Linked DNA regions of Homo sapiens: regions 1 and 3 are each linked to region 2. A link is a contact called in ENCODE Hi-C or POLR2A ChIA-PET data. All regions are on one chromosome and are shown on one strand. Each heading gives the region's core, a stretch centred on a gene start or an enhancer-like site at or near the end of the contact. The rest is flanking DNA. Distances are from core to core; before and after follow the strand shown.

Region 1 (4,001 bases), core at 339-2,838, 1.1 Mb before region 2:
CTCGGCCAGAATACTCAAATCTCAATGTTGTACATTTACTGTCAATCCTGTCAGTATCAGTATATTGTATACAGTATACAGTAATTGACAGTATACTGTCAATTATAAATTGAGTTTTTTAAATTATGATTTACAAATGAATTTGTCAAAATTAAATTAAACCCCCCCACACGCACACACACCTGGAATCCTTTACAGATAGGTGGTATATGAATACAAGGCACAGATTGTATGTGCATGGTGGCTTTGGCACAAACAGACTACTTCTTTTTTCAATGTTAAGTGTAAAGCAGTTCTTTCATCTCTGTTCAGTGCAGTGTTGAGTGTGACTAGGATTTGAAGAACCTAAAAAAAAAAAAAACTCACCTGCTTGCCATCTTCTTGTTTTTTTTTTGTTGTTTTTTGGTTTTTGCTGGTTTTGTTTGCTGCTTTTGTAAAACCAGTTTATCATATTCTCATTAGGAAATCAATTTTCATGAAATTAATTTTTTTTCCTGCTAACTATGGCTCAATCTTTTCGTTTCTCTCTGCTTCTATCTTAAGACCATTCCTCAAATTGACCATGAGAGGATTTACATCTGGGGCACTTGGTATATGCCAAATGGAGACAAAATCAGAATCAGCAGCCTGGCTGGGCCACAGGTCCAGCATCCCAAGCTATTAAAATATTCTTAGTGTTTCCAGGGAAGTGATAGATCCACTTTGGAAGCTGATAATATACCCCTCCCCTAGAAACATGCATATACACAAAGTGTTCTAAACAACTTCCAGGTGCTCATGACCTCCCCCACCTCCCAAGCTCATTGACCACTGCCTCGCCTTCACGAACTCCAGACCTGGTCTGAACATTTCTAAAGGACGCTCGGGAGTTAAAAGGAGCGAGGCCACTGCAGAAATGACAGCCTTCATCCACAAGTGGCCCACTTCGGGTTGGCTGGAGCCACAGCTGGGTGGGGACAGGGCCTGTGCTCAGGTGAGCACTGCCTACCGCGCACCCTCCAGGTGCGTCCTACCCTGAAGCGGTCGGACTGGACCGTCTAGGTCCCAGCGCTCGAGAGGATGGCAGGCAGGGGCTGGTGATTGTCTGGAGATATGAATGCTTTCTAAGGTTGACGTCAAGGTCTCCTTCCTGAGCCACAGTCCACGTGATAAGCTCTGTCCAGGTAGAAATGATCTCACCTCTCCTGTCGCCCAGGGTCGGAAACCTGAGGCCCGTGCGGGCTGGGGCAACTTAGCAGGGGTCCCAAGCCCGCCGCGCCCCCTGCGCCCCAAACGTGTGTGGAGGGCTTGGACGTGGTCCAGAGGGAAAAGATGGGGTGAACCAGGTGCCGCGCACCCTTCGAGGAGCCCCCGCTTCTCCGTTTCTGTGAGTGACTCCAAAGCACCTCCGAGGGCCGACACACGCGCGGACGACCTTGGGCGGGCACTGACCAATGTCCCCTTCCACTCGGTTGTGTCGGGGGTCCCCAGGTGAGGCGCGAACGCCGCCCCGCTCACCTGTACGAGGCCTTTCCCGGAGCAGCCCGGCTACGAAGCGACACCCATGGCGGAGAAGCTAAGGAAGACTCCCGCTCCCTCACACCGCGGCTGAGGCGACTGAACCGCCCCAGTACGCCGGGGCCCTCCCCAAGCCCTGCTCCCAAGCCGAAGCCCCGCCCCCGCGTCTAAGGCCCACCTCCAGGCCCCGCCCCTGACCCCGACTCCGTGAGTCAAGCCTGGCCTTTCAGTCCAGCCCAGCCCGTCGAGGCCCCGCCCCTGTTGTTATGGCCCGCCTCCAGGCACCGCCCTTGATCCCACCTTCATGAGTCAGGCCCCGCCTTCCAGCCTAGCCCGGCCAGCCGAGGCCCCGCCCCTGTAGGGACAGCCCACTTCCAGGCCCCGCCCTTGATCCCGCCTCCTTCGGTCAGGCCCCGTCTTCTAGTTCCGCCCCGCCCGCGGAAACCCCGCCCCCGCGCGCCTATGGCCCACCTCCAGGTCCCGCCCCTGAGCCCGCCTCCAGGCGTCCAGCCCCGCCTTCCAGCCCCGCCCCAAGCGCCGAGGCCCGGCTTCCAGGCTCCGCCCCGACCCGCGCGGTGGGGAAGAGCCGCTGCCGCTGGTTCTCCGGCTCTTCCTCGGCGGTTCTGGCTCCCGGCCGCGCCGCAGCCCTGCCCAGTCTCTCTCCCCCAGCCCGGAGGGCTCCTCCGCGCCGCACGTGAGCGCGCCCGCCAACAGGGCCACTGCCGCGGTAAGTCGTGCCTGCGCCCTGTCCGGCGTCCAGTCCTCAGCCGCTGGGCGAAGCCGGAGGAGCCGGGCATCTCCTCCCCGCCGGCCCGCGGGTCCTTCTCCGGGTCCAGAGGGCTTGGGCGGCGCCGTGGGGCGGCCCGGGGTGCAGGTGGCTTACCGGCGCGCGGCCCGGGCCTGCGGCGCGCTCTGCTGCAGTGCGGGGGCGGAGAGCTCGGGGCCGGAGACCGGGAGGGCAGCGGGGAGACTGGGTGGGGTCCCCTAGGGTTACCCGACCCTGGCGCGGAGGATATGATGCCGGCCACGCCCTCGCCGAGCGGGGCGGCAGGTGCAGGTCCAGGGGTGGGTCGCGGCCCGCGCGCCCTCCCGGGGCCGGCCCACGAAGAGACGCTCAGCCTTTGTTTGCTGGTGCCCTGGCTGGGGAGGAGGCTGGGGACGCAGACCTGTGAGAACTAAGGGCTTTCCTCGTTGGGGAAGACCCCAGTCTTCCAGCCAGTCCCCAGGAGAAGGGATCCGGGCCGCAGTGCGCGCTCTGCCAGCCTGGCCCCTGCGCCCTGCAGGGTTCCCGGCTGCTCGCGGGGACTGTTACCCGCAGTGTTGCCTTACACTCGCGACTGCAGCCCCACAATTGGGAAGACTTTGCTAGGATTTTTTTGGTAAGGCGAGGGAAGACCGTCCCCCCGGCCCCACAAGTCTGCTGCCATTAGGTGGCTTAAATTTTTTCCAGTACAATTTAATTGCCACTTTGAAAGACCACATTCAAAACAGTGTGTCCCAGAGTTGATTAAGCCCATTGGTGATGAGTGTTTCTGTGCTGTGGACTAAGGATCATTATCAATTTTATTACTAATAGTACATATCTGTTATCTGTTGCTAAATGTTTTTGCTTATGTGGTAGGGTCACTGTCCTCATTTTCATCGAACTGAGAAATGTTCCTTCATATAGACATATTTACAGTGAACTTTTTTGGGATCTGGCAGTTGGTTTTTCTCTTGAACTTGTTTTTTTCTTTTTCTAAATTATTATTATTATTATTATTTTGAGACGAAGGTCTCATTATGTTGCCCAGTCTGGTCTCAAACTCCTGGGCTCAAGCAATCCTTCCACCTCGGCCTCTTAAAGTGCTGGGATTACAGGTATGAGCCACAGTGCCCAACCCTGAATTTGATTTTCTATGAAATTAAAAATGGGTAAAGAGAGAGATTTCTTGCTGACATTTTCGATTTTAAGGTATCTGAGCAGATACACTTCTTGTGTGATTACTTCTTTCTGTGTCTAGTTATTTATAGCCTGTATAACTGTCGGTTTTACTGAACTCTTCAATCTCTCACAGGAGACATATCCAGGATAGATTGCAAGATCATTGGCAAAAGAGCTATTTGAGAACTGAACCAATAATTTTATCAGTAGCATAATGTAGTGGAGACCTGTACTATCTCACTGACCTGAGCTCGAATCTGGTTCTGCTAGCTGCTGGGTGTGTGACCTGGGCAATTTTCCGAATGGCCTGACTTCTAATATCCTCATCTTGGGCCTAATACCCATCTCACAGGACTCGTGTATTGCAGTAAAGAAATGCATGCAGCCGGGCGTGGTGGCTCACACCTGTAATCCCAGCACTTTGGGAAGTCGAGGGGGTGGATCACAAGGTCAGGAGATCAAGACCATCCTGGCCAACATGATGAAACTGTGTCTCTACTAAAAATACAAAAATTAGTTGGGCGTGGTGGCATGCGCCTGTAGTCCCAGCTACTCGGGAGTCTGAGGCAGGAGAATCACT
Region 2 (4,117 bases), core at 1,354-3,853:
AAAATAATTTGGCAACTCTTCAAAAAGTTAAAGTAGCTCAGCAAAATCCACTCCTAGGTATATATCCAAGAGAAATGAAAACATCCTCTCACATAAAAACTTGTACTAGAATGTTCATAACATTATTAATAGCGAAAAGGTAGAAATAACTCCAATGTCCATCAAGAGACCAGTGGTTAAACAAAATATGATCTATCCATACAATGGAATATTATTCAGCCACAGAAAGGAATGAGGAACTGACTCATGCTATGACAAGCATGAACACTGAACATTACTCGAAGTAAAAGAAGCCTGTCAGTCAAAAGGGCCACATAGTGTACGATTCCATTTATATGAAATGTCAAGAATAGGCAACTCCAGAGACAAAGTCAATTTGTGACTGCCAGGGGTCAGGAGGGAGGGGGAATGAGGAGTGACAGCTAATGGGTTCAGGGTTTCTTTTTGGGGTGAAAATGTTCTAGAATTAGATCGTGGTGATGGGTGTGCAACTCTGCAAATACACTAAAAAACTACTGAATTGTATACTTTCAAAGGGTAAATTTCGTATTTTAAATTATCTTTATAAAGCTGTTTTTAAAAAGAATACAAAGTAGACCCATGTAGCTTTTAACTTCATTCAGCAATTGTTAGTATTTTGCCACATTCACTTTCTTTCTCCTATACACATATGTGCATAAACATATGTGCACAGTCTACGGCTTGACACTTTGATCCTAAATACTTCAGCATGTGGAGTATTCTACATAACCAAAATATAAATATTACACTGGAGAAATTCAACACCAATATACAACAATTATAGTCCATAGTCGAATTTATATTTTATCAGAAATTAAGCATTCTATTTGGTTCTCATGTCCCTTTAGTCTTATAGTCTAGAAAAATTATCTCGCCTTTATTTTTTGACACTGATATTTCCGAAGAATCCACGCTACTTGTTTCACAGAATGCCCTTCAATTTGGATATTCCTTATTGTTTCCTTATGAACTGATACGGATTAAACATTTTTGGCAGGAATACTACATAGGTGAGTTGTGGCCTTCTCTGTGCATCATGCCAAGGGGTACCGAATGTCAGTCGTCTCATTAGTTGTGATGGTGAAGTGGTGTTCATTGTTGTGCTTGGCTAGAGGAGTGTGACTACCAGATTTCTCCATTATAAAGGTAGCTTTTTCTCTTTTTTTTTTTTTTTTTTTTTTTTTGAGACGGGGTCTCACTCTGTTGCCCAGGCTGGAGTGCAGTGGCACAATCTCGTCTCACTGCAGCCTCCGCCTCCCGGGTTCCAGCGATTTTTCTGCCTCAGCCTCCCTGGTAGCTTGGATTAGAGGCGTCCGCCACCACGCCCGGTTAATTTTTGTATTTTTAGTAGAGACCAGGTTTCACCATGTTGGCCAGGCTGGTCTCGAACTCCTGACCTCAGGTGATCCGCCCGCCTCGGCCTCCCAAAGTGCTGGTAATACAAGCGTGAGCCACCGCGCGGGCCAGATTTTTCCCTTTGTAATTAACCATCAAGGGGATGACCATTTGAGCTTGTGTAAATAAGAGCAGGCTTCCCTAGTTGTCTTTTGCCCAAAAGTTTTAGCATCCATCCAAGACCTTTGTCTGAAATTCTGTCCCTTTTGAGATTACTTTGCATTAATATGACCAACCACTGCGATCAATTTTATTCCAAAGAGTGTTGGGGCTGTGATTTCAACCCTAGCTGCACATATATCACCGGTATCGCTGGGAGTGGAACCCAAGCAATCATATTTTAAAATTCTCCAGGATGACTGATTCTGATGTAGAGTAAGGGTTGAGATTCCCCGAGTTAGAGGAACCTTACAACACCCTCATTTGCAAATAAGGACACTGAGGCCCAAGGAGGTTAAATGACTGGCCAATGTCACAAAACCTGTTAATGGCATAGTCAAGATTTTACTTTTTTATACTTGCATTTTAATAGCCATTCCTTTGTGTCAGTCGAAGAATAAAACCAGAAAAAGCAGTAACTTTCGTAGTATGTTAGTATGTTGTTAAAAGTGACTACCATCTAATATATGCTGCCGCCAGACATACCCATTTCTGCTTCCAAGGTTTGTTTTAGCTTTCGTTCATTAGACCTTTGCGGTCACCTTAGGAGAGAGGGAAAGGGGAGTTTGGTCGTCAACTCCTCCGCCCTCAGCGCTCACTGAGGGAGCTCAAGCCTGAGAACCCAACACCGCCGGGTGTTCAAGGGGCCAGATGGGAAGAGCGCAGCCCCGGAGCTGGGCGCCTGCCCTGCACGTCCCGCAGATGCGGCGGCGGCGCCTGCCCTGGGGCCTCCTCGCAGGGCAGCCAGCCTCGCGCGGGAAGCACCTGGCGGGGACGCACCTGGCGGGAACGCACCCACCTTGGCGGAGACGCACCTGGCGGGACAGCCCTGCCCCGCCTAGGGACGCGGGACGTGCGCAGAGCGATGGAGACAGCGGAACCTGCAGACCCGCCCAACCCCACCTCCATCCCCACCCCCAGCCCCCACTTACCCCGGCGTGATAAACTTTATTCGCTCTTTTAATCTTGATGTCCAGGGCGGTCCCCATCTCCAATTCTCCGCAGCAGCCGCCACTTCCGGCTGCGCGTGACCCCAGGGAAACAAGGGGCGCCTCCCCGCTTCGTTCTGGGCCCCGCCCCTTTCCCTCTCTGCCGGCAGTGGCTCACGTGACCTCGCAGCGGCGTCGCACACACTCCCTAGCTCCGAGGGGCGAATGCCCACGCCTTCCTCCTTCCGGCACAAGAGCCGGCCTTAGTGCGGGCCGAAGCGCTGTCACGGTTCACCCCGCCCCCTCTGGGCGTGAAAGACGGGGCCAAGCTAGCCCCACCCCTTCCGTAGGGACAGTCTTACGCCGGAAATGCTCCTTTGCTGTCCGGGTTAGCGGAGGGAGGGAGGAACGGCTCTCCCCGCGTGCCCCGCGGCTGGAGGCGGAGCCGAGCCTGTCTGTCGGTTGCAGCCTGCGCAGGAAGGATGACGCTCCCGTCAGGCTGTGCGGCGCAGACGGTCGCCCAATGGAGTTGTCTTTCAGGAGGTTTTAACTTGGTAATGCCTGCCCTCCTCAAATGTCCTTAGTCTCCTCAACTCTAGCCCTCCACCGCTTTCTCCCTGGGGTTCTGAAGAGCCGGCGCCCCCTTGTCTGTCTGCGGCCAGGCGCCGCACCCTGCCCTTCCCGCGGGAGCGGTTCCGGTCACCCTCAGGGGTGCGGCCCCTGCGTGCTAGTCCTGCAAAGCGCTGATTGGCCGGCGGCTCGGTTGCCTCGCGTCCCAGCGCCAGCTGGGCCTAGGGCCAAGGTCTCGGGAAGCGCCGGGTGACCTCGCTCCTCTCGGAGCCGCGGGCGCTGGGTCACCCGCCAGCCGGGCTCCGCGGGCCGCGAGGGATTGTGGGTGTTCCCCAGGCGCGTGTCCTGGAACCGGGTGTTAAATATTCAGATCCGTGCGCCCCGCGTGAAGGGTGGAAAGGCACGGCCCCCAGGCTCTGGGGCTTGGAGATTGGTTGCAAATGAAAGACTGAAAGCTGGAGTGAATCTGCCTATTATTTTTATTCCCAGCAACAGCTGACCCCAGATACAGTTTGTGGGGGTGGGGGGCGTTACTGCAGGGCAGGGCAGTGCACTGTTAACGTACTTCGTTTATTGAGTTAAAATCTCTTGTAAATGTTATAAATGAGGATTTTGCCAATAAGCAGAAGGTCAAATTTCATTTTGACAAATGATTTAATTAAATAATGCGGTGAAAAGTGCTTTTTGTTTAAATTCTTTGCTTTTTGTTTAAATTCTTTGATTCTGATCATTATTTTTTAAAGTGCATTGCTTTTGGGATAACATCAGAAACTATCTGTAAAAAGAATTAGTATCACGAATGCCTCCCTCTTAAGAATATAAAATGTTTTACAGGCCAGCAGTGATGGTGCTGCAGCTACAATTGCATTTGAAGGTTAATAAATGGTATTTTCAAATATTCAGGTCTTGGTTTGCAGCTCCTCTCTGCCCTCAGGGCTTTGGTCTCTGTCTTCAATGTTTTCCTGGCAATTCAAAACTCAGCGATTTTAGAACAATTCATTAGGGACTTGAAAATCACAGTCTAGTCTATTTGAATTCAAGAA
Region 3 (4,376 bases), core at 1,530-4,029, 1.5 Mb after region 2:
CTCTTTCTTAAGGGGAAAGTGTTAACATTGCTCATAACTCAGTCTGCCATAGCGCATCTGATCACTCCACCCTGTGCACCTTCTGACTTTTAATTTCCTTCCAACACCCTCGACTTTTGATCTCCAAGCACAAGGGCTATACTTTTATTTATTAGGTTTAATTTACTGTAAAGCTCATTGTTCCCTGTGAATCGCACGATAACAGTCAATGAATAATCACTGGCTTCAGCCAGACTGCTTTTTAATTCTGCTGAGTAACTGGCAAGCCAACTAGTATTAAGGACAAAAATGTAAGGAACCCTGATATTGCCCCAGAACTAGGATAAGCCATTTTATTATGAACATGTGACTGCCCTCGTGCAGAGGTGGATCAGCTACAGGGCAGGACCCAGGGCAAGGGGGCTGCTTGGGGCAGCCTCAGACTCTTTGGAAGGGGAAATAGGGAGGACCAGGGACCTGGGTGGGAGGCAGGAGCTTAGGCTTACGATGACCCCAGCACACAGGCCCAGCTTCCTCTTCCCACAGCCTCCCTGCCGTCTTAGCTCTGCCATTTGGTCTTCCGGCCGGGATCCCTTTCCCAAGGCTTTCACACATTTAAACCCGCGAGGGGCAGGACTTTTTTTTTTTTTTTCGTGTATATGATAGTTTTTTCAAAATGTTTTCTATAAAATCCTCCCTGAGGAGAGCTTGGAAAAAGATTCTTAATAGCTAGATCATTTTGAGTCCTTCTCTACCATGTACTCAACACTCTAACATATTCTGCACATTTGGTTCTATGTCATTTGCCATAGTCTTAAGGACGTAGGTTCCATAATCATCCCTTATTCTGTAGAGGAGGCCCAAGGTTAGTGAGCAGAGGAAGGTTCCACTGTCGGGAACCGGTGGTCTTCAAACTCCTGTGCTCCTCTTTTGATATCTTTCTGCTCATATATGTTGGAAACAGCCCAGCATGAGCAAAGCACCACCTCCTAGCCCCCAGCCTGTGCCAGCCCTGCAAAGAGGAAATATGGCTCCACTCAGGGAGCCCATCAGCGACTCAGGGAGCCCTGGAGCACCTGGCACTCAGCACCCATGAACACGAGGGCAGGCATGGTGGGACAAGGCAGTCTGCTTGGGGCAAGTGAGCTTCGGGAAGTAGCTGAGCTTTGGGGAGCAGCTGTCTATACCCAGCTTCTCAGGGCTGTGCAAGTAGCCTGAGGGAGAAAGACCCTATATTAGCTGAAACTGCAGCCCAGATGAGTCAGTATTTTCTGCTACGGTTTTTTAAAAAAATAGTAACATACTCATGTCTCCATGGTAACTTACTATGGATCTGTATTCCATTTATGGAACTCTTTCTTGACCTATCTGTGTTCTCTAATCTGGGCCTGAATATACACTGAGAAGCCATCAGAATCAATTCAGTCTCCAAGAAATAATCACTTCCCCTATACGTGATTGTTTCAGCCGTATAGATTCTGACTGTGACTCATGCCACGGTGATACCCGGAGACCTTCGGGGACCCAGAAACATTAAGGTGCACCGATATCTCAATTATCCGGATAACTCTAGACCTAGAGTCACCATGGAAACCTAGAACCCTGAGTCACAGAGAAGCTGGGCCATTCCTCTCCCTTCCCGGTGGTGCCGCAGTTCTTGAGATGTGAGCAGCTTTCAGCCCCGTGGCCTCGCCTAAGCTGGGGTTTCCTATTTCATCCACAACTTCAGGAATCTAAACTTTCCTGCAAAATATTGAGCATGTGACCTGAGTCCAAACAGCCATGGACTCAAGCACCTTCTGATAAAAACGGAAACCACAGTGTAGGGGGTGGTTTTGACCAGGGTTTCGGAGTCAGATAAACTCAGGTTTCCACCTTGAATTTCTCATCAATCTGACGTGGCAGGTTATTCATCCTAAGGTTCAGTTCCCACCTGTGTAAAGTGGGAGCCGCAAGTCCTCCGAGAGTGACGATGATGTGCGTGGAGTGCCCAGCCCAGATTGAAGCGCGGCCAAGGCGGGTCGCTATCTGGGCACCGCTCAGCTCCAGAGGGCGCCACTCCCGCGGAGCCTGCGGGATCGGGGCTTCCCGGGAGCAGCGCGATCAGCACCACGACTCGGGGACACAGCCAGGGCCCGGTTTCTACAGGAAGCGCCTCATTTGGAGCCTTTTTGTGATAGAATGATCATTAGTCCTAAGCCCATTCAGAGGTTCAAGAATGGGGTCGGCTCAATTTCAGGGCCTTATTACCCAAGCCCGGCTGCCCTTCGGTGCCACCAGCACCACTGCTCCGTCGCTGCGGAATTCCAAAGGCAGGTTTGGCGTTAGGGCCTTGGCCCCAGAGAGGACGCCGAGCGCTCCACGGAAAGTCTCCGCCCGGCTCCCAGGGCGCACACTCGCGCGCACGTGGGGCCGAGGCCCTGCTCCCGGGGCCTCAGGGCCAGCCGGCGAGGGACCCAGCCGAGTGACAGCAGGAGGCGGAGGGAAGGTTGGGCCGGAAGGTGTCAGCCCCGCCCCGCGCTCCCTCGCCGCCTCCGCCCTCCTCTTCTCTCCCCTCGTGCGTTCCCTCTCCTCTCCCTCCGCTCCCCCAACCCTCCTGCTGCCCCCTTCCCTCTCCTCCCGCTTCTCCCCATCCTGCCTACCTCCCTTCCCCTCCTCTTCTCTCTCCTCCCCTTCCCTCCCCTCTCTCTTCTCTCCTCCCTCGTTTCCTCCCCTCCCCTCCACTCGGCCGTCCCTCCTTCCTCCTCCCTCCTCCCTCCTCCTCCCGCTCCTGAAGAGCGCGCCGCGTGGGGGACGGCCCGGTTACTTCCTCCAGAGACTGACGAGTGCGGTGTCGCTCCAGCTCAGAGCTCCCGGAGCCGCCCGGCCAGCGTCCGGCCTCCCTGATCGTCTCTGGCCGGCGCCCTCGCCCTCGCCCGGCGCGCACCGAGCAGCCGCGGGCGCCGAGCAGCCACCGTCCCGACCAAGCGCCGGCCCTGCCCGCAGCGGCAGGGTAAGAGCTGGGCCCGCAGAGAGCGCCCGGCGCGCGGCTCCAGTCCCATGGAGGGTCACCCGGGGCCTGGGCGGGGGTCGCGGGGGGCACTGACACGCAGATCTCGGGGCGCTGCCGGGGGTGCAGGTGGGGGTGGCGGCTGCTGCGAGGACTCTAGGGGCGCGCGTCTGAGTTCCGCGCCGGCTCGTTTTCCGGTTATGGAGTGGCCTCCGGGGCTGGCGGGGTCGGCCGGGGGGTTCCTGCGTGCTAGGGCCGCTGTCTTCGGGGTCGCCTAGCGGCGGGCGCGGCCAGGGCGCGCTGGCTTGTTTCGCTCGCTTTTGTTTTTAAAAGGAAACGCAGGCCTGGTAGGGGGTCCTGCCCAGTGGATGTCCCGGCGAACATGATTTCGCGAACGGGAGTGGGGGCACAGGAGAGCGTGTCCGAGGTGGCCTGGCGCCCCGGCTTTGAGGGTGACTTCCTGGAGCGGCGCCGGGCCCGGAGGATCTGGGGCGCCCAAGACACCTGAAGGCTGCGGCACCGCGGGAACCTGCGGGGCGCGGGGTGCCATGGTCACCTGCTCGCCGCGTCCAGGGCCCGGGCTGGGGACCCCTCGGTCGTGCGAGGAGAGCGTGGGGAACCTGTCGGAAATGAGATCTGGTTGCGCTGGGCTGCCTTTATTTTCTCGTTCCTACAGCATTTGAATGAAGAGGTAACTGAGTGTTTGCTTGTGTGTGTTTGGGTTGCGTGTGTGTTATCCTATTTTATTTTTTACGGCAGGAGACCTTTTATGTTAGCCTGTACACAATTTCAGGGTAGCCTAAAACAGTAGTTGACGCGCTAGTTATTTAGAAAGTAAAGAAATGAGCAGTCCCCTTTGGAGACAGGAGTAATTTATTTTAATTCGCCAGTAAGAGATTATATTTGTTCCATACAATGGAAGCGCCTGTGCGTTATCTGCCTGCCCACACCACCACCAATCAGAGAGATAAATCTCCACGTTAAGCTTTATTAAAATTCTGAGTAGTAGCGCAGCACAGTAAATGTTAGCACCGACCATCCGCAGGGAAATGCTCAGATACTCATTTCTGGGATTAGTCATTCATCTCTCTAAACTGATCGCTTTCAAAGCGAAAAAAGCAAACTACCTTCAAATGTGTGTTACAAGGTTGTGTTGTTTCTTTTTTTTGTTTGTTTTCAAATTTATCTAAATAATCTTACATAAGTGATTACTTGTTCCAATAAGGGTACTGTTGTCAGGCAAATTCTCCTTGTTTTTAAATGTAACCATTCTCAGCTGTTACATTTCTGCTCTTTATCCTTTTTTTTTTTTTTTTTTGGTTTAAAAGCAGCGATCCATCAGCAACACCAAACTTGAAATTGATTTATGTGGAAAAACTTGGCTTGTCTGCCATCTAACAAGCCCTGT

The links. Hi-C counts contacts between places; a loop is a spot of excess contacts on that map. ChIA-PET counts read pairs that join two places held with the same protein, here RNA polymerase II (POLR2A). Pooled maps may share reads with other maps.
Region 1: a loop to region 2 is called in a map of CD14-positive monocyte, with 6 times the contacts of the local background. The contact joins the promoter of CBR3-AS1 here to the promoter of VPS26C in region 2. A Hi-C loop is called at or near these places in 4 of 168 maps with a recorded cell type or tissue (CD14-positive monocyte, naive thymus-derived CD4-positive, alpha-beta T cell and ovary), 4 of 37 single-sample maps with no recorded cell type and 17 of 50 pooled maps.
Region 3: a loop to region 2 is called in a map with no recorded cell type, with 11 times the contacts of the local background. The contact joins the promoter of ETS2 here to the promoter of VPS26C in region 2. A Hi-C loop is called at or near these places in 1 of 37 single-sample maps with no recorded cell type and 6 of 50 pooled maps. POLR2A ChIA-PET finds 5 or more read pairs at or near these places in 2 of 52 experiments (HEK293T and common myeloid progenitor, CD34-positive).

Annotation. Positions count from the first base shown.
Region 1 is chr21:36,154,720-36,158,720 of GRCh38, forward strand. CBR3-AS1 (CBR3 antisense RNA 1) reads right to left here and starts at 1,589. Exons shown (of 3, transcript NR_038893.1): 1 at 1,498-1,589. It overlaps DOP1B (DOP1 leucine zipper like protein B), which reads left to right and starts at 2,105. Exons shown (of 37, transcript NM_001320714.2): 1 at 2,105-2,224. RefSeq lists enhancers at 631-1,298, 1,299-1,965, 1,350-1,399, 1,480-1,539 and silencers at 1,720-2,269, 2,300-2,599.
Region 2 is chr21:37,264,731-37,268,847 of GRCh38, forward strand. VPS26C (VPS26 endosomal protein sorting factor C) reads right to left here and starts at 2,604. Exons shown (of 8, transcript NM_006052.2): 1 at 2,508-2,604. The coding sequence starts at 2,564. RefSeq lists silencers at 2,200-2,509, 3,250-3,409 and an enhancer at 2,650-2,709.
Region 3 is chr21:38,803,150-38,807,525 of GRCh38, forward strand. ETS2 (ETS proto-oncogene 2, transcription factor) reads left to right here and starts at 2,780. Exons shown (of 10, transcript NM_005239.6): 1 at 2,780-2,971. RefSeq lists enhancers at 1,579-2,079, 1,613-1,752, 1,933-1,992, 2,003-2,162 and silencers at 2,273-2,602, 2,623-2,692, 2,883-3,172, 3,283-3,382, 3,403-3,502.